Regions from separate parts of the Homo sapiens genome. Here region 1 is linked to region 2. A link is a contact called in ENCODE Hi-C or POLR2A ChIA-PET data. All regions are on one chromosome and are shown on one strand. The core of a region is the stretch at or near the end of the contact, and the rest is flanking DNA. Distances in the headings are between cores, read along the strand shown.

Region 1 (6,880 bases), core at 4,298-6,797, 320 kb after region 2:
GAACGTTACCTCTCTGCAGTAAGCTCTCAGATTTTAAATTGGTTTTAATACAAAGGGAAAACACTGATAATTGAGGCCAGATGAGGGCCAAGTGATAAAATCAGTTTCAGGTAATAATTAAACAGGTGAAAATTGGGTTGTTAGAAGAAGATTCCTGTTGAGGAGATGTATTTTGACTAGTGTGAAATATATTCATATTAAATATGGTGATTGGGTAAATTACAAAGGCATATCCTAAAATTCAATTCACTTAAGGTGAGACTTGTTTTGAATTCATAATCATTTTTACAGCTATGTCTGCTAAATTAATGGCATTCATTAAAAAAAATGTGAATAAACCCAAGTTTCTTAGAAAAGATACCCATTACAGGATAATCTTGTTAATGTAAGGAAAAAAGTATGAAATCACCATTTTCTACACCATCTTTCAAATACAAAATAGACCATAACTTATACATTACTGTGGTAATATTTTATTTCTTGCCACTAATTGTGTGTTTCGTCAATGTGGGGGAAGGGTTCCCTATGTAAACCTAAATGGCTGAAGGATTTTTCTCAGTAAACCTCAAGATATAACAGGAGTGATAATGGAAAAATAATATTCAGTTGGAAATCTCTGGAGACTCTGCTACATGAGGTATAATTGGACAGGCCCAGCAACCCAGTATACCAATTACCAAATAAAGATATTTAGTCATAAGAAACATGGATACTCCAAATCCATCTTGGGAGTTCAATCAGTAACAACAGGGAGTAGGAATACAGAAAATTGTCTTAATTTCAAAAGTTCTATTGGAGAACAAAACCCCATAATATTCATTACTTAACTCTTTCCATTTGTAGATTTCACTTTTTAAGAACAAAGCATGGGAATGTTGATTTCAAGTAATTTCTTGAATTTATATTATTGTTAAAGCCCTTTGACTTTAAGATGTAAACTTTTCAGAGTCAATATGAAACTGTAATTATGAAAAAAATGCAGTTTAAGACTTTAGAGACAGCTATACTCCCTGCAAATGTGTATTTAAATCTAATCAATAAATATGTAGGATAATCATATTCTAAATACCAACTAATCATTTTGGTCAGCAAATCATAATTTTTAATTTATAGTTACGTTAAACAAATCTAGCATAGTCTTCTTGAAAATATTTTCTCTCAGGCTATGTACAAGATTTTCTTTACCAAATATTATATATTTTCATAAAATATAATACACCTCAACTTACACGCACACATAAATTATTTGGTCTAAGATTTTAAAATGCAATCAATTTTTAAATGTTTAACTCTAGCTAACATTAAATAAATCAAAGCCTAATAATGTAAAAAGTGAGAATCTCTGCAAAATGATGAAAGTATTACAAGAGTGAGCATTTGCTACTTTGAGAATGGGAGCCTGGGATCTAATACTCCCAACTTAAAACATACCGTTATACTCAGTGGCTTTTCTATATATAAGCACTGACCTTTTCTCTATATTGCCTGCTCTCCTGTGGTATAGTGTGAAGTGGTTGGAAAAGAGATGATAATACCAATTCACAACCCTGGAACCCAACTGGGATCAGCTGCTAAAGATATTTCTGATCAAAAATAAAGAAATAACCTGCATCAGTGGGGCTTTTCAGCTTTAACAGCAGGAAAACTCTTCATATCTGTAATCTGTAATATCCACAAAAATAATTGGTTCTGCAATACTCTGACTTAAATGGTGGTTTCAGCAATAAAACATACTACATTCTCATGATTTTATGTTTTTTACTCTTTATGTATTTAGTCTATACTCTGTGAATTTACTTCCACATAGGCTTACTGAGTTTCAAGTAACAAAACGTGCTAAACCTGATGGTGTTCCCTTTAATAGTATTACTCCCCGCAGAAATTTAGTTGTGTACATTTGGCAGTACTAATTATTATTTTTCTCATTCATATAGAAACGATTTTTCCTGTTTGCTTCAACATATTATTTTTATTAAGAACTTTTTTTCTCAAGAAGCAAGGAGAGGATGCATGTATATTGATTTCCAAATCTCCTTAACTATGCTTTGCTTCTTGGCTAGAAAATGACGTGGCAATTCTGACAAATTATTTGCCAGCCCAAAACTGGTTGGATTACAGTGTTAGTGCAAATATTATTAGAACTGCTCCCAAATTTTCTGTCATCTAAGTGAATTCTCACAGGAAACTTCTTCCCCAAAGAACTTACCAAACACTAAAGACTTAAATACTTCCTAACATTTAATACTACTGTTGGGGTTATGTTTGCAGCTCTAGGAAAAATATATTATTCCTCACTCTTTTCTCTTTTTTCTGTCTGTGTTTAACCTTCTTACTGCATTTTTTTTTTTTTAACTTTAAGTTCTGGGACACATGTGCAGAATGTGCAGGTTTGATACATAGGTATACATGTGTCTTGGTGGTTTGCTGCACCTATCAACCCGTCATCTAGGTTTTACGTCCCCCATGTATTCGTTATTTGTCCTAATGCTCTGCCTCCCCTTGTCCCCCACCCCCCAAGAGGCCCAGGTGTGTGATGTTCCCCTCCCTGTGTCTATGTCTATGTGTTGTCATTGTCCAACTCCCACTTATGAGTGAGAACCTGCGGTGTTTGGTTTTCTGTTCCTGTGTTAGTTTGCTGAGAACGATGGTTTCCAGCTTCATCCATGCCCCTGCAAAGAACATGAATTCATTCTTTTTTATGGCGGCATAGTATTCCATGGTGTATATGTGCCACATTTTCTTTATCCATCCTATCATTGTTGGCATTTAGCTCGGTTTCAAGTCTCTGCTATTGTAAATAGTCCGCACTTCTTTTTATAAAGAAAAAACAAAACAAACAAAACGAACAAAAACAAGTAAAACAACAAAGCAACAAGGAAAACCCTCATAGGGTTTTGGGCCAGTTTATGGTCTTCCTCTTCACTGCTTCCTAAATGGGTGCTGGCAGCAGTGTTTATACTTAGAGGCCGACACCTTCCTGTCACAGTAGATTGGAGTAGATAAAGACATTGATCTAAGTTGTTCTTAGCAAATTCTCTCTCACGGAAAGAGTAGTTTCCTTCAAGTAGGGGATATATTATCTGAGCAGATATATTGGAATCTTCGGCCTTGTGAATACAGAAACAGAATAAGCTGGACTTCACAGAAAAAAAGGAATAGACGCAGAAAAGCAGTGAAAAACAACAACAATAATAACAACAAAACAAGCAAGCAAAAAATGAAAAAGAGAATATTACCTACTACTTTCTCAAATTATTTTCCAAACCTTTTGCTTCTTCTCTGGGCCTAGCCACATCCTTGTCCTCAGCATCAAAAGATACTCTTATAGCATAATATTTATTGCATTTGTTCCTTGACTTGTCTTCTATATGCAATCCAAATTCTTACCGCCACTGTGTATTTCTAGGCCAAGGAATAGCCAGATAAATTCTTGACTCCCAAAATTATTAGATTGTGATAATAGAAAATGATCTACTTCCTCAATCTTAGCGTGCTCAAATGTTACAGGAGCCTCATGTTACAGATTGCAGAGGATTGCTGTTGTGGGGAGGTAAATTCTGTGGTTTATGCAAACCACCTTACACAGCACCCATCATGCTTATAAAAATGTCTGTCTTCTTTCCTTCCAAATTTTCTCTGCATTTACTCATCTTTTATGGTCCCCAATAAAACAGCAGTTTTCTCCCTCTTGTATCCTATAGCCAGAGGAGTTTTTGGTTATAGAACTGGGAGACAGTAGAACCAGCATGCATCTTTTTTTATTTTTATTTTTTATTTCATTTTATTTTATTTTTATGAGTCAGGGTCTCACTCTGTTGCCCAGGCTGGAGTGCAGTGGCACAGTCTCTGGTTACTGCAGCTTGGACCTCTTGGGTTCAAGTGATCCCCCTACCTCAGCCTCCAGAGTAGCTGGGCCCACAGGCATGCACCACCACACTTAGCTAACTTTTGTCATTTTTTTTTTTTTTGTAGAGATGGGGTTTTGCCATGTTGATAGGCTGGCCTCAACCTCCTGAGCTCAAGCAATCCAACCACCTTGGCATCCGAAAATGATCGGATTAGAGGCCTGCACCAGCATCATTTTAAAGATTGAAAATAGGAAGCTGACAACTCTGGGCAGCACTTTGGAAGCAGTCGGTTTCCATTAACGAGTTGATTTCCCTTCCCTCATCCCTATCACTCATTTTCTCCCCTTCTTAGGTGTCTTATAGTCTCTGTTGTTTCTTTGTATCTACTCTAGAAAATTCTATCAGGCTGCTGTAAAAGAGGTCTCCATAATGAATATGGCTAGTTTCAGAAAATATACTAAAAAAAAAAGTATAAATATACTGGAGCCCAAATGGGATCAGCTGCTAAAGATATTTCTGATCAAAAATAAAGAAATAATCTGCATCAGTGGGGCTTTTTAGTTTTAACAGCAGGAAACCTCTTCATTTCTGTAATCTGTTATATCCACAAAAATAATTGGTCCTGCAATATCTGCAGTATATTCTTACTTATTAGCCGTTTCTTCATTAGATTTTGTACAACAGAAACAAGAGAAAACTTTACAAAAATTCACCCAAAAAAAGACAAAAGGTAAAAGAAAATACAAACTTAGAACCAAGAAAATGTAAACCAGAATAAAATGAAAGATCAAGAAAAATATATGTAGCAATGTAAAATGAGAAGATGACATATGACACAGTTGAGACTCACATTTGATTCTGAGCCTGATTCTGATTCTGAGCCTCTTAGCCAAGCAAAAAAAAAAATGAGTAATTAAGTGCATGAATTACAGCATATTGTTAACAGATATAATTGATTTTGAGGGGTGTCAGTCAAATTTATATGTTAATGTATTATTTTAGTTTTTAGAATGGTAATATTGAACAATAACGGTTATACTGAAAGATCAATTTCCTATTTATTCCACTCTTCATGTAAGTCATATCAACATATAGAATAGCAACATATTCAAGTTATAGCTTTACCTTTACATCCTTTATATCATCCATGATAAGATACAATTGAAAATATTGTACACGTTTACCCCTTTCAAGATATTTTGCTATTTTCCGCAGAGTTTTCATTGAGGTCAAATCTGTTCCTTCTGACCCTGTGTGTCCTTTTGTTTTCGTTTTATTACAACAACAACCTCCTAAATGCTCTCCTTTCTTCCAGTTCCTTCCCAAAATTGCCAGCAGAATTGCTTTTTTTAAAAAAAAAATCTGGTCGTTCCGCTGGTTAAACTTTTCTGTATGTTATGCATGGCACAAAGTCTAAAATCCTTAGAAATTCATGTAAGCATTTTTCAATATTTCATCCACTGATCCTTTAAAAAAAAAAAGCACAATGTATTATTTTGGTATAAAACATATCACCAGCTGATACACTTACTGCTATGTTGGTTTGCTTCCTTACTGTCTGTTCTCTTTCCCTCACCCACACAAACCCAGAGAAGAATTACTAACAACCAGTACAACATACAGGTTTTTCTCCCACTTTCTGATACTCAGTATGCAAGCACTTTTCCATTAACAGGCAACTTAGTGGAGGGGTATTTGTTGCCTGGTTGGCCATGCAGTTTGGCAATAAGCCCACTACATATTTCCGAGGACTTCTCTGAAATTCCATTACTCAGCCGGCAGGAAGGTCTTTGTCTTCCTTTTTCAGAAAGCCATGAATCTGTCACTTTCATATCCTTGTAATCAGAACTGCCAAGAACTGTGAGTAACTGCAAGAGTCATTGCAAGCTAACAAGTTCGCCTGCCACAGGTTCATGGATGTTGGTAGGAAAACAAACCTCTTGTGTTAAAGACAAAGGATAGTTTGTTAACCTCCTCTCGAACTTCTTATTTTCCTTAATCCTGCCCCTCTTTACACTTTTTCCTCGGGAATATCTTGGATATTTTTGACTTTTGCTCCTAGATTTAAATTTTAGAGACAGCTCATCAATTTACTTGAAAACAATATGCAATAAACAATTCCTTTAAAACCATAGATAAATATAGGGAAAATTGGCATTTTTAACCATATTTAGTTTTTCTAGTAAATAGCTTGATTTGTGTCTCCATTTATTTATGAGTACTTTTATTTCCATCAATAAGTTTTCATGAATAGCCTAAATATCTTTTGTTTGATATATTCTTATTTAACTTTTGTTTTGGCTGCTGTTATATGTGAAACATTTCAACTCTTTATTTCTAGTTTAAAGAGATATCATTTGTTTTGGTTCTTCCTTTTCAAAATTGAAAATTTTTTTAATTTACTTTTCTACCTCAGACTTCTGGCTCTATGAAAATACAGAGCTGTGACTATAGAAATGAGTAGAGGAGAATAAAGATTTATAAGACCTTAAAGCTAAAGGAAGATAGGTAAAATATTTAAGTTCCTTTTTTACACGAATAAATAGATAGTTTTTCATTTTTTAAATTTAAATGATTTTGGTTTTGCTCTTGTCCTAAAACCCATTTTGGTTTATATAAGAGTACAGTTTGTCTTTCTTCATCATACATTTAGGGATTAATATTTTACGATGAGTGGGTATGTGTTTTGTAATTAGAAAACTAATTTTTTTTTGGTCATTCGGAGAACAATGGAAATCATCTTTCAGTGTGCTTGTATTAAACCGTTTTACTCTTCATCATTACTACACACTACACTGATAAACTGTGAAGCTCTAAATTATACAAGATAAATACAATAAGTGTTTGCATTCTTCCTAGAGCCCAGTGTCAGAGCATCTATTTGAAGTTTTCTGTTTTTTTTTTTAATGATGTTGTGATATCCCTAATATTCATTGGTCCAGCCTACACTCAAGGAAAGGAAATTTTTTTCTTATTTTCTGTTAGATGTTTGTAGTATCTTAATTTTATTCCTATAGTAATAATTTGTATCT
Region 2 (6,941 bases), core at 2,637-5,136:
AAATTCCCTCAATCTTGTTAGATTAGACTTCGTACTAATTTCTCTGGAGGCTGTTTTCTTCCATGCTGCAGGATTGACTCCTTTAACTTTCTTCAATTTACTGTTTATTTGCTACTTCCTCAGAAAATTGGTTCTTCCTGAAACATATTAAGTGAACTACACTTTTCCCATTTATTCTATAGTATGGACGATATTTTCGTTGTTGACCTTATGAAAGATTTTAAAATTTTATATTATTACTCAATTATCCAGTGGAATGTGAATCCGAGATTCAAGGATCTTGATTGTTTTGCTCAGTAGTTAATCATTACAGTCCGGTGCAGTGCAATGCTTGCTGTTTCAGTTGTAGTTAATGTTGAGTAAATATTTTCAATAATTGATTATATCATTCCCAAGGGATGTCAGATATTGATAGAGTAACACCTTGCTACTCGAAGCACGGTCTAGATGGGCAGCAGTGGCATCACCTGGGAGCTAGTTAGATTTGCAGAGCCTGAATTTTAGAAACATCCTAGTTGGTTTATGCACATTAATGTTTAAGAAGCATGGATTAATATACATAGATTTTTTGTTTAAACATGTACTACCTGAGACTCCAAGAATATTTTCTCCAAGTATGTTTAATCATAAAATGCTCTTAGAAATGAAGAATATTAAGTAGTTCTTGAAAAGGGGCAAATGGACCAAATGAATATGCAGTAGGTAGGAGCCTTAGGTGGTAGGGCATATCCGTAGTCCCAGCACTCAGGGAGGCTCAGGCAGGAGTTGAGTCCTGCTTGAGTCCAAGAGTTCCAGGCTGCAGTGAGTTATGTTTGCACCAATGAACTCCAGCCTGGGAGACAGAATGAGACCCTCTCTCCCTGAACAAACCCAAACAAAACAAAACACAACAGAATAAGTAGGAAAAAATTGAGTGTTTTAAGAAAGGCTTGTTGGCAAGAGCTAGTGAACCATATGTAAAAGCAATCAAGACTAGAAAAAGAGTTCTATGTCAGCATGGTAGTTGCATAGGATCAGGCATGCAGATCAGGATAAATGAAAACCAATTTTAAGTGAAGCCAGCAATTGGAAATTTAAATGTCTTCTTCAGATCTAAAGAAAAGTTGCAATCACAGAGATACTCAAAATAGAGTATTTAATACCACATGCGGGAGAGTTTATAACATATTGCTGTGATTGCTGAGGAAGTGGAAGTTGGCTATAGCTTTATTCTAGATGTGATTCAATTTGTATATCCACCTAATTTATATATAGTGTACTAAGAAAAATGGTACTATGACACAGTGTTCTATTTCCTACCATCTTCCTAAAACACAAAATAACTGAACTTAAATTTCCTAAAACGTAAACACAAAATTGATACAAAAAGTTGGCCTTTGGATGGATTTTTCGGTGTGGACATTTTTATTAGCTGTTAGAAGCGACAAGACTCTAACCAACCCAACCAACATTTTTTACAAGAGCAGGAAAACCAGAAAGTGATGTGGCTGAGGATTTCACATGAGTGAGAAGCAGCAAAAAAAAAAAAAAAAAAGAAAAACAAAATTCCTAGCATATTTTGATGAATTTCTTAAAATACAGTTTGAATAAAAATAAAGAAAAATATTAAATACAATAAAGCTACCCAATGGATATATGACACCTTTTCCTGACAACCCCTTTTTATGAAAATGCACTTCCTGAAGAGACAGGCCACCTGGTATCACACAGAATTCCCACATGGACTTTGTTAAGTGGTGGCATAGGATCATAGGATCATAAAGAATTTTTTGCTGAAAGTTTTTTATAAAATGCTAAATTTGGTTCTCACAACTGAATAAAGGGAAATGTACACATTTTCAAATATTCAAAAATATTCAATAAATTAAGCTGTAAAGTTATGCAACCATACACATCCAAATTCTTCTGAAACCAAAATAAATATAACAAGGGAAAATATGCTTTTGAATTATTTCTGCAGGAATCCTGTCTCAATGTAAGATATAGATTGGAATAACCCTGATGGTGCTTAGCACGAACTCTAAATATTTTGTTAGGTTGCTAACTAGAGTGGGAAAAATATAAAAAATAAACTTGGAATTCTATCTCTTTGGACATATGTATTCTAATTAATATATAGACATGCGCCTCAGCTGTAGTAAGATTATCAACGTAATCTAAATAGTTTTTTTATAATTTCATTCTTTGCACAGGGTGTTTTCTCAGCTTAGAATAATGTCCTTAGAGCAATGGTTCCCATGGAAAGCTTGACCACCTGCAAAATCGACTAATGTGAACCCACTACAAAATAAATTTCTTATTATTTTATTTAATTACATCTCAGAAATTCACATTAGAATATAAGGTTACTGAGGTCGAGGACCACAACTAATTCATCTTTATACTCCCAAGTCTAGTAAAGTTATCAATGTTATCCTAACCCTCCAATGTTTCCTGAATGAATAAGTACAAGGAATACAGATCTTAAATTAATACTCGATTGTGATTGTTGGTTCAGGTTTTCCATGAGAGTTCAGTCCCAGAGCAGTAAGTTAAAATTCCCACTTGTATCAGGATACGCTAACGTGTGATGCAGTATTCAAATGCAAAAGTCTTGATGACTTAAAATAAAGAAGGTTTGTTTCTCAGTCATGCCTTATTTCTATCGTGGTTGGCAGAGGTCTCTGTTAATTGTGGTCAGTAAAGGGTCCAGGCTGATGGTGTGGTCAGTGTTTTAATAGTGCCCGTTATCATGCCAGAGAGAGAGAATGATTAGTTACAAATTAGCTTTAAAAGCTTCTCTCTACAGCTACTAACAGCACTTCACACATTTTGCTGGCCAAAACAAATTAAAAAGCCAAATTCAATTCCAAGAGTAGAGAATTCCAAAGGAAGGGAGGAATCCTACCATGTGCCTAAAAAAGAAAAGCTGGGAATATTTGGCTAATAGCAGTAATGATTATTCCAACAAAGTTTTTCAAAGGTTTATAGGATCAGAATATAGTAGTCTATCACCATCTCTCATATTTCCAAAAATGGTATGTTGTGGTGGTGCTAGGCGTGGGAAGGGTCAATATTTTGTGAGAAATGCTGAGTAATGATTTTAATGCTGGAGGAGTTTTAACCAGATAAAAATGTTGTTGCTAAGGTTATCATAGATAAAATGCACATTTGTGTAACATGAGAGCTAGCTTAAGATATGACAAATGCATCTCCCATGCTGCTTTGTGATGCTTTGCATATTTTGAGTTATAATTGAATCTTTTGAATCTAGGGTCATATTTATACCTACATATAGCATCTCACTTCAAGCCCAAGCCAAAGAAAGACCTACAGCAGCAACCTGTACATAATTGGTGGCAATCAGTAAATTTTGCTTGTTCTTACTGCTCATATAGAACTCATTCAGAGTTCACATACAACTCTTACTACATTTTATTAAAATCTTAAGCATAATATTAAACAAGTTTTAGTTGAAAATTCTTGTTCCTCTTATGTCCAGGTTTAGAACTATAAGATTACAGAATTAGATATCCCTGTGGCCTTACTTCAAAAGAATTGAAAAGTAAACATACAGGATATATACAAAAAAATGTATGTTTTCAGGTAACATTTGTACCAAGAAAGAGATCTTCAACGTAGATTTTTGGCATCATATCTAATAAAGACTATGAATTGTTAATAATAATTATTATTTTATTCATATCATTAGTAAGTATATCTTTATACTTATTTTATTTTGAAGTCAAACAATTATTTCTTTGAGTGGTTGTGATTTTAAAGGGCATGGGATACTGAAGTCTGAAGACATCTTTATTTAAAGTATACCCATGTTTTTAAATGCCTTGTTGAAGTGAGTTACATTCTGGAAAAGAATTCTCAGGGCATATGCAGGTCAAATCCCTCTTACGTGCACCATTGCAATAAAAAGTTTATCATAACAAAAAGTTCATGTAAGTGCTGGCTGGTAGCCTATGTTAACAGAGTCCTGCATATCTAGCAAAAATGAATTCCCCAGCACTGAGTAAGAGTTCCAGAAGATTTTATCTCCAAAAGTCATACTAATTTTTAATTGCCCAAAGATTTATTCTTTATTATGAGATTTTTGACTCTTTTATTTCATTGAGCAATTGTTCATTTTTTTTCTGTGAGATGTATTGGTGAACTACCTGATTCCCAGAATTTTTTCTTTCTTTCTGTAATATTTCATATTCTTGAGATCCAGGAGGTTCAGGGAAGGAAGTACATACTATCTGTGTCCTAAGGTAAAGATTCCATACATTGCTGAGATTTCAGAGACTACTGCTTTCTATAGTTGAATTATTGTATTACAATAAACAATATTTAGTGAATAGTGAGTATCAGGTATTTATTTTTTCAGAGATCAAAAATATTAATACTGTTGAGCTAGGGCCTACCCACCCGCCTGCATACACACATAATGTACTAAGTATAAAGAGGTAAGCTTCACTTCCCTAGTAGAATGGTGGTATAAAATAAAGGCCTCCCAACTCTTTCTTTCCTATTTGCATGGGGGATAAGGGTGGCAGAGGTTGTATACAACCATCTATGGCTTCTGGGAATTCGTACTATGTTGGGACACAGCAAAATATGTGGTCTTATACATAAGGTCTTGGTGATATTCTATGGAAAGTCAATGGGGACTTGAGGATAAATGAGTGTACTGCTAAAATGAGTGCACTGATAAAATTATCAGTTACCAGATTCATGACATGGAGATGTGAGGACAGGGGAAGGAGGTGGCAAAGAAATTTAGAAGGGACCTGATTGTTTGCCAGACTTAGAAGTTTGAATGCCCACAAATCACAAAGATGTCAGAGATCAGATTCAGTGAGAGTAAGGGAGTGGGGAAGTAGAAGGACAGGAGATGATGGTGTGAGAGGGACCTATAGAGAAAGGTTTTGGAAGTGAATGAATATTACATGGTAATAACGCAGCCATGCTAGTAAGCAGCTCAGGCATGGTGACTGCAGAGAACACTGGGACTGGGCAACTGAGAATCCAGTGGAATAAAAGGAATGTAAAAATTATGAAGCTATTTTTTTGAGCAAAATTTATGACTAACAGTAATTACAGTTACTACATGTTGGGAAGCAGATTAAAAGTGGAAAAATTTACACTAACAACAGGTAGAGTTTAGGTTGAATAATTCTTACCTCAATCATACTTAGCTTCCATGACAAATGCTCCTAGTTGCCTACTTGATATTTGTTTCCTCATCCTTCTTTTCTAAGAGAACTGTGATTTGTGTGCAAATGTGTGACAGTATTCCGGTGTTCCCAGTTGTATGTACTCGCAGTGAGGCCTCTCCTAAGAGTTAAGGGTTCTCATCTGATATAGTCATCACCAGTGAGATTTCAGTGGAAATAGCCAGTTGTGTATTCCCGGTAACGATTTTTGTTTTTGTTTAAGAGAACTGACTTAGCTGGCTGCTAAGTGTGTGCTCCCCCAAAATTAATATGTTAAAATCCTATCCCCCTAATGTGATGGTATTAGGCAGTAGGGCGTTTGGTAGAAGAATATACCACAAGGGGTCCACACTTATGAATGAAATTAGTGCCCTATGAAAGAGACTTGGAGTTTGCCCCTTCCATCATGGGAGGATGCAATGAGAAGACGGCTGCCTATCAAGAATGGGAGCCTTACCAGACTAATGTGGCCATGCTTTGACGTCAGACTTTCCAGCCTCCAGAATTATGAAAAATAAATTCCTGGTATATTGTATTCTGGTAAAGCAGCCTGAACACACCAAGGCACTGACACTGCCAGTCTTTTTCTTTTGTCTTTTGTCCTTGATTCTTTTAACTGCATGGAGCAAGAATGCAATCTCTAGACATGAAGTTGCCAACTTTTGAACATCAAAATGAAGGCCTTAAATTAAAGATATCTGAGCAGAGATAGGTAAAGAGCCTGGACTTGGATGGTTTGGAGAAGTCACTTTATTATCATCCCTGGATTTTCTCACTATGTGATAAAATTTATCCCTATGCGATTAAGCCCCTATAGACAGGTTTCTGCTATAGGCAGCCAAACATGATCCTTAATTGGAAAAGCATCCAGTTGCAATGATGTTGCTATGGAACAGTTATGTCTTAAGGAATGAAACCCTGACTCTTCAGATGACTGACGTGACCTAATGGTGAACTCACCGATTTAAAAACAGGGCAGTAGTTGGCTGCTATCCTGCCATTTCAAATCTGGCTCTTCAGGTGTTCAGGAATATTCATAATCAAAAGAACGTTAATTTATTTATGAAAATCTATACTATGCTACTCAGTTTTCTTAAAATGTTATTGTTCTGTGAAATTGATCCTCAGGTTAATTTGGAGGGGTAAATAACTTGCCAGGTCAAAGTTTGAATAAATTAGAAAATGAAAGGCAGCATATGTTCTAAAAAATCTGAAAATTAGTTGCAAAGTCACAGTTAATTTAATTATCTGGTCTTACTGCCTTGGAATAATAATGCAAAATGAGAATTATAATAAAATTAGCCTCAAATATAGTCCATGGAAAATTTTAAGACATGATTTGGTTATCTACTTTAAATATAACTTTTAAAATCAAAGATATAATTTTAATGATAATAATCTATTTCATAAAGCCACATTTCCATTTCTATTGTGCAACCTAATGGAACACATTTGTTATCTACCACTATATTACATACTTTCATTGAATATTTTCAAATACAAATATGCAGACTAAAGATATAGAAAATAATGTGCAAATACAGAGTTGAATAAAACCTCTTATATAAATATGGTTGAAATACCGAGTAATGTATAATTATTCCAAGAAGCATAAGTAGGCAGATCTGGTATTTTCTTGAGTATGGCTATATAAACTGTGGAAATGCATGGTATGCACACAATTTAAAATGTTTACTTGTAAGACATCTCTGCTTCTAGGGTTTAAACACTACGCCAGGTCCAGTTTGAGTT

Evidence for each region. A loop is a pair of places that touch in the nucleus more often than their neighbours do. ChIA-PET counts read pairs that join two places held with the same protein, here RNA polymerase II (POLR2A). Pooled maps may share reads with other maps.
Region 1: a loop to region 2 is called in a map of endothelial cell of umbilical vein, with 7 times the contacts of the local background. The contact joins two enhancer-like sites. A Hi-C loop is called at or near these places in 2 of 168 maps with a recorded cell type or tissue (PC-3 and endothelial cell of umbilical vein) and 2 of 50 pooled maps. POLR2A ChIA-PET finds 5 or more read pairs at or near these places in 1 of 52 experiments (activated CD4-positive, alpha-beta T cell).

The regions. Positions count from the first base shown.
Region 1 is chr3:80,184,629-80,191,508 of GRCh38, forward strand. No RefSeq gene overlaps it. Among named protein-coding and RNA genes, the nearest start is that of ROBO1, 420 kb to the left of the region's middle. Within about 2 kb of position 5,548, at least 5 of the 41 ENCODE cell types and tissues checked have a DNase peak (open chromatin) inside an H3K27ac peak, as active enhancers do; they include PC-3 and endothelial cell of umbilical vein, where a contact is called at or near this core.
Region 2 is chr3:79,868,730-79,875,670 of GRCh38, forward strand. No RefSeq gene overlaps it. Among named protein-coding and RNA genes, the nearest start is that of ROBO1, 100 kb to the left of the region's middle. Within about 2 kb of position 3,887, at least 3 of the 41 ENCODE cell types and tissues checked have a DNase peak (open chromatin) inside an H3K27ac peak, as active enhancers do; they include PC-3 and endothelial cell of umbilical vein, where a contact is called at or near this core.